2 separate regions of the Homo sapiens genome follow, and region 2 is linked to region 1. The links are chromatin contacts, found by Hi-C or POLR2A ChIA-PET in ENCODE. All regions are on one chromosome and are shown on one strand. The core of a region is the stretch at or near the end of the contact, and the rest is flanking DNA. Distances in the headings are between cores, read along the strand shown. Region 1 overlaps ARHGAP42 (Rho GTPase activating protein 42). Region 2 overlaps ARHGAP42 (Rho GTPase activating protein 42).

Region 1 (2,886 bases), core at 151-2,650:
CAGCTAATATGATAAAAGCATCTCTCTCAAGCAGCGTGTTTTTTTTAAGAGAGGAACACCACCTGAAATGTGCAACTTTCCCAGCTGCTTCCATCATTAATTGTGGGTGGTTTCTGTGTGGGTACAAAAATAAGGGTGGTTTAAAAAAAAAACAGGAAAACAATAATTCAATTGTCCAACTGAGAGCTATTAAAAAGTAAAATATGCTTCCTCTGCAGAGTTAAAAAGAAAATGTTATTTGTATAAACAATTTAGGCATTTAGAAATGTTCCACTTTAATACACGACTTCCTGATTTATATAACCACATTTAAGTGGTTGTAATGAGGGTCTGTAAAGAATGATGGATATTTTTTTTTTGATTCAGCAAATGAGAAGGTAGTTTACTTCCTCAAATTTAATAAAATATCACAGGTCTCTTTTAGAAGAGTTCAGCTGTGGTTGATAATGGCATTGCCTTTGGTTTAGAAATTTTTCCTAAAAATGCCCAAGAAGAATCTCATGGCTACAAACAACTTCACCGTTTCTTTTTTTTTTTTCTTAAGAGACAGGGTCTCAACATGTTACCCAGGCTGCAGTACAGTGGTGTGATCATAGTTTAATGTAACCTCAGCTTCTGGGCTCAAGGGATCCTGCAGCCTCAGCCTCCTGAGTAGCTAGGTCTATAGGTGCATGCCACCATGCCTGGCTAAATTTTTACTTTTTATAGAACTGGGGCCTCATCCAGGATGGTCTGGGACTCCTGGTCTCAAGCATTCCTCCCGCCATGGCTTCTGCAAGCACTAGGATTATAGGTGTGAACTATCACACCCCGCCCAGTTCTACCTTTTGTATCACAATACCACTAGACAAATATTGAGTAAACTGTAAAAATGCATATTTGTACTCATGACCAAATTCTGAAGAAAATTTTCACAGAAGCATTTTCAATAATTTAATCATTGAATTTGTTTAAGTCAAAAAAGAAAATAGGTCTTTTTTTTAAGAAAAATTATTAATGATCTTTTGAATGCATTTTCTGCATTTATTATGGCAGTTATGATTTTTAACCTGAAACAAAAGCTATTATCTCTCAAAGTGTTTCTACACTATAGAGGAATCCTTTCCAAATACAAAAAGTAAATTGTTTCCCATACTTTCCACCCTAGACTATATTCCTATTTCTCATTTGGGAAACAGAATCAAATATTACCTTTCCATTTGACCTAACAGACGCATCTTCAAAGTAAGTAAAAATTTTATGCCTTTTTACACAGTCACTCTTCTAACAAAGAAACTGAATGAGATTTTCCAACCACTCCCTTGAAAAAATTCTTCTTGACACCCTCAGATCAGGTATCCAAGATCACTCTCAGGCTTCTATCTACAGATCAATGTGAGTCACCTCACCACAGTAACCCACTGATGCACACCCAGCCTCAGAGAGGTAATCAAACAATAAATATTTGCACCTTGGCAAAGCACTGCCAGCACAGGAAGACATAGTAAAGCCCCTGTGACTTGAATTGCCACTATTTTAACCTGCTATACCTTCACCTTTCAACACATTCTCCTAAAGACAGAACAAGAAGTAAAAATGTCAGGGCACCTCAGCCAATGCTGTACACAAAACTTGGTTCATGTTCGAGCTCTCATCCATCAATCAGTACATGTACGATTCGTACAAGCATTTCCATAAAACAGCTTCTTTTTTAAAATGCGACATGCTCTTCGTGTTTTTTTTTTTTTTTTTTTTGAGACAGTGTTCACTTTGTTGCCCAGGCTGGAGTGCAGTGGTGCAATCTGAGTTCACTGCAACCTCCACCTCCCGGGTTCAAGTGGTTCTCCTGCCTCAGCTTCCCGAGTAGCTGGGATTACAGGCACGTGCCATCATGCCCAGCTCATTTTTGTATTTTTAGAAGAGATGGGGTTTCACCATGTTGACCAGGCTGGTCTTGAACTCCTGACCTGAGGTGATCTGCCTGCCTAGGCCTCCTAAAGTGCTAGTGCTGGGATTACAGGAGTGAGCCACTGTGCCCGGCCGATGCTAACTATTAGGCACTATCCTTGTTGCTATGTCTGCATATCTGCATTTAAAATGGAGTAAACAAGGGACCAGCAATACACTAGTTATGTCAGAAATAGCTGGGGGATTGTTAAAAAATATAGTTTGATCCAAACTACCTAACTGACTGACTCATTTCTCCACTCCTAATTTGGAGCTATTACCTTAGTTGACAAATGGTAGTGTATTGCCTGTCACTACCACAGGAATTTTCTGTTTAGGTGTGTCTAAAGGAATGAAGTCTCCACCAAAAATATTTACTAGCAAAGTGACTCTCCTTCTTGGTAAATGTTTAATCTCTTGAGTCCAAAGCTCATACTGTTCAAGACTTTCCTGAGAGTCTAGGTCATCACACAACATCACTAACCAAGCTGTTTACGCACAATCGCAACTGGACTTTCCAATGGTTTCCAAGATTACATAGAATGAATAAACTTTGCCTCATATTAATGACTAACATTTTTATTGGCACTAGTTCAGTTTGACTAACAATATCTAACTTTTTTTTTTTTTGAAATGGAGTTTTGCTCTTGTTGCCCAGGCTGGAGTGCAATGGCACGATCTCAGCTCACCGCAACAACCCCCTCCCAGGTTCAAGCTATTCTCCTGCCTCAGATTCCCAAGTAGCTGGGATTACAGGCATTCACCACCACTCCTGGCTAATTTTGTATTTTGAGTAGAGATGGGGTTTCACCATGTTGGTCAGGCTGGTCTCGAACTCCCAACCTCAGGTGATCCGCCCGCCTCAGCCTCCCAAAGTGCTGGGATTACAAGCGTGAGCCACCGTACCCGGCCACAATATCTAAATTTTTTTAAAACCTAGAGGTCTTCTCATTTTTAATC
Region 2 (2,974 bases), core at 413-2,912, 57 kb after region 1:
GCCTGTAATCCCAGCTACTCAAGAGGCTGAGGCAGAAGAATTGCTTGAACCCGGGAGGCAGAGGTTGCAGTGAGCCAAGATCACGACACTGCACTCCAGGCTGGGTGACAGAACAAGACTCCGCCTCCAAAAAAAAAAGAAAAGAAAAGAAATAAGCTATCAAGTCATGGAATATGCATTTAAGATGGAAGAATCTTAAATGCATATTGCTAAGTGAAAGAAGTCAGTATGAAAGGGCTATACATTGCATGATTCCAACTGTATGACATTCTGGGAAAGGCAAAACGATAGAAGCAGTTTAAAACAAAACAAAATATCAGTGGTTGCCCTGGGTTAGGTGAGAAAAGCACGGGAGAGTTGTTAGGAGAAGAACAAGGGAATTGAAGGGTTATAAAACTATTCTACATGGGACTGCAAAGGTAGATACATGACATTGTGCATTTGCCAAAACCCATCCAGTTGTAGAACACAGAGTGAACCTCAGTGTAATCTCTTGACTTTAGTTAAGAATAATGTATCAATATTGGTTCATTTATTTTAACAAATGTACCACACTAATGCGAGATGTTAATAGGGGAAACTTGACTTCATATGTGTATGGGGGCAGGGAAGAGGTGGGTAATATTGTAATTCTGTATTATCTGCTCAGTTAAAAAAAAAAACTTAAAAAAATTCTGTATAACTATAGAATCTAAATAAGTAAATGGAAGTTCACCATATTATTCTATTTTTAAACCTCAGTGAGAAGTATATGGTAGTTCTTTTTAATATTCATTTTTGAGTACGTTTGAAAATGTTCATGGTAAAAACAGTTAAATTTTTTAAGAAAATAAAAGCCTAATAAGGACCATGTATATATGTATATTTTAAACTTTTAAAAGCAATATGTGTTCAATGAATATTACATGTCAATGTTAGGCTCTCAAAAAAAAAAGGTTATCTCAACCAATACAGTCATATACAATTAACGTTAAATATCCTCATTTTAAGTTCTTGGGGTTTTTTGTTGTGGTGTTTTCGTTTTCAAAATACTCTTGAAGACACTGAATCTAGCCATATTTTCACTTTTATATGACTGGACTTTTTTATCTTGGGCCTTTTTCCCCCATGAGAACAAAACCAGTTGTTATTATTAAATATTATTATTGTATAAACAGTACTGAAACATTAGAGAAAGTTTGGAAAATAGGACAGAAATAATTATATTCCCACCATCAGGGCAGTCATTTGTATGAATTCTTTTCCCATTTTTTTCCAACATTATCAACAATCATTCATAGGAACAACTTACATATGGAATCCCACCTTAAACTTTTTGCTTTAGGTTTTAAACAAAATAATCCATTTAATTCTGCCAGATCATCCAGTTTCTGGGCAATCAGTAAAAGGCTGCTGAATTGAATTAAGGAGTGACTTACTGGATTTTCCCATCTCACATACACCAGGCCATCTACGTGAATAACCACCACGGTGTGCCTTCTGGGGCAAGTTTCAGCACCAGCAGATTCTCTATTTAGGAAAACCTAATTATCTAGCCTATAATCTAACCTAGTGATCTAGCTCCAAAGCAACAATGGTAAAAGCTACAAATGTTGACTACGGTGCCAGATCAACTAGGACATGATGACTCAGCCAATAGCAGGAATTTGGCACCAGCCACATTCAGCAGGGGAGGCAAGGTTGGGGGTGAAACTACAGCCTGGAAAACTGCCTAGGATACAGAAGTAGTAAATAGCCTTGCTGCTAAGCACTCTCTGCTGCTTCTTCTCTCTTTTCAAGCACACTTCTCTATGAATGTGTGAAGGGGCTTCATTTTTCTTCCATGTAAAACAACAGGCTCAGGATGTGCAATATCTGAAAGACAGGAAGAGCCGGTATAGCCAAGAGTATCCTTTTGCTGCTCATTTTACCACCTGTCATTTTGAACCTGCACACACAACACACACACACACAATAAAAGAAAAAAAGGAAAGAGAGAGGCAGAGATATGGGTGAGGTCACCTGTGAGTTAGTGAGTAGATACCAGAACCTGGATGCAAATGTGTTTGCATCACAAATCTGACCTCCAGCTTGCTGCCAAGTGCAGGCAGACAACAAGCTAAGGAAAATGCTAATAAGTAGCCCACAGAAGGCCAGCTGCTGGCTCCTACCGGACTTGATCACTTAAGGTCCTCTGAATCCATCTGTTTGTTTGCCTAGAGCTTTTCCCCTTGCTGCCATGGAGACTGATGTTAAATAATTATCATGGCCAAAACTTCCAACAGAGCTCAAAGTAGATACATCCTCCTGTTACAGTCTTAATCTGCAGTAAAATCCTCACCTAACTTGAAAGTTATCAATTAATATTCAGTTGTTTTCTCCTATTATTTGACTGGCCAATATTTCAGCAAAAAGAAAAAGACAGTATCTAGTGGTGAATGAAGAATTAGGAAGCAAGAAATGTGAATTCGTTTAGCTGTGCCTGACATTTTTAAATTTATCTACCACTAAATGCTCTTATTCTAAGTTTTTCAATTAGTCCAATGTTCTTTCCAATATTTTCCCAGTAATCTATTTTCTTTGAAGGATGATTGGTTCTTCCAATCTATTAAGGAATTGTATTCAATAAGGTACATAAATCATGAGGTATAGTGAAGCATCACAACCTTCTCTTCCTTTCTCCATCACAAATACCATTCATTAGAGAATACTTTAAAGCTTGAATAAAATAATATGAAATCTATCAAATGCAATACATATTTAAATAAGTCACGTTAAATAAAGTACTGAACCATTACATAAACAAGAAACTAATTTACATGATAATTTACTCAATATAGGATTCACTTTTTTAGTAATCTGTGCATTTAATATACATGAAGGGAGAAATTACTATGTGAGAAATTAGTCTAAGTGAGAATTTACTCTGTGAGAATTAGTAAAAAATTACTATGCACCACATGGTAGATGATTCCAGTTTAATTAAATTCTTGTT

What was found. Hi-C counts contacts between places; a loop is a spot of excess contacts on that map. ChIA-PET counts read pairs that join two places held with the same protein, here RNA polymerase II (POLR2A). Pooled maps may share reads with other maps.
Region 2: a map of PC-9 shows a loop between it and region 1 (8-fold over the local background). The contact joins two enhancer-like sites. A Hi-C loop is called at or near these places in 5 of 168 maps with a recorded cell type or tissue (PC-3, PC-9, heart left ventricle and 2 more) and 3 of 50 pooled maps. POLR2A ChIA-PET finds 5 or more read pairs at or near these places in 7 of 52 experiments (B cell, HEK293, IMR-90 and 3 more).

Annotation. Positions count from the first base shown.
Region 1 is chr11:100,775,830-100,778,715 of GRCh38, reverse strand. All of the region lies in intron 2 of ARHGAP42 (Rho GTPase activating protein 42), which reads right to left. Among named protein-coding and RNA genes, the nearest start is that of ARHGAP42-AS1, 89 kb to the right of the region's middle. Within about 2 kb of position 1,400, at least 7 of the 41 ENCODE cell types and tissues checked have a DNase peak (open chromatin) inside an H3K27ac peak, as active enhancers do; they include PC-3 and PC-9, where a contact is called at or near this core.
Region 2 is chr11:100,718,644-100,721,617 of GRCh38, reverse strand. All of the region lies in intron 1 of ARHGAP42 (Rho GTPase activating protein 42), which reads right to left. Among named protein-coding and RNA genes, the nearest start is that of ARHGAP42-AS1, 32 kb to the right of the region's middle. Within about 2 kb of position 1,662, at least 21 of the 41 ENCODE cell types and tissues checked have a DNase peak (open chromatin) inside an H3K27ac peak, as active enhancers do; they include PC-3 and PC-9, where a contact is called at or near this core.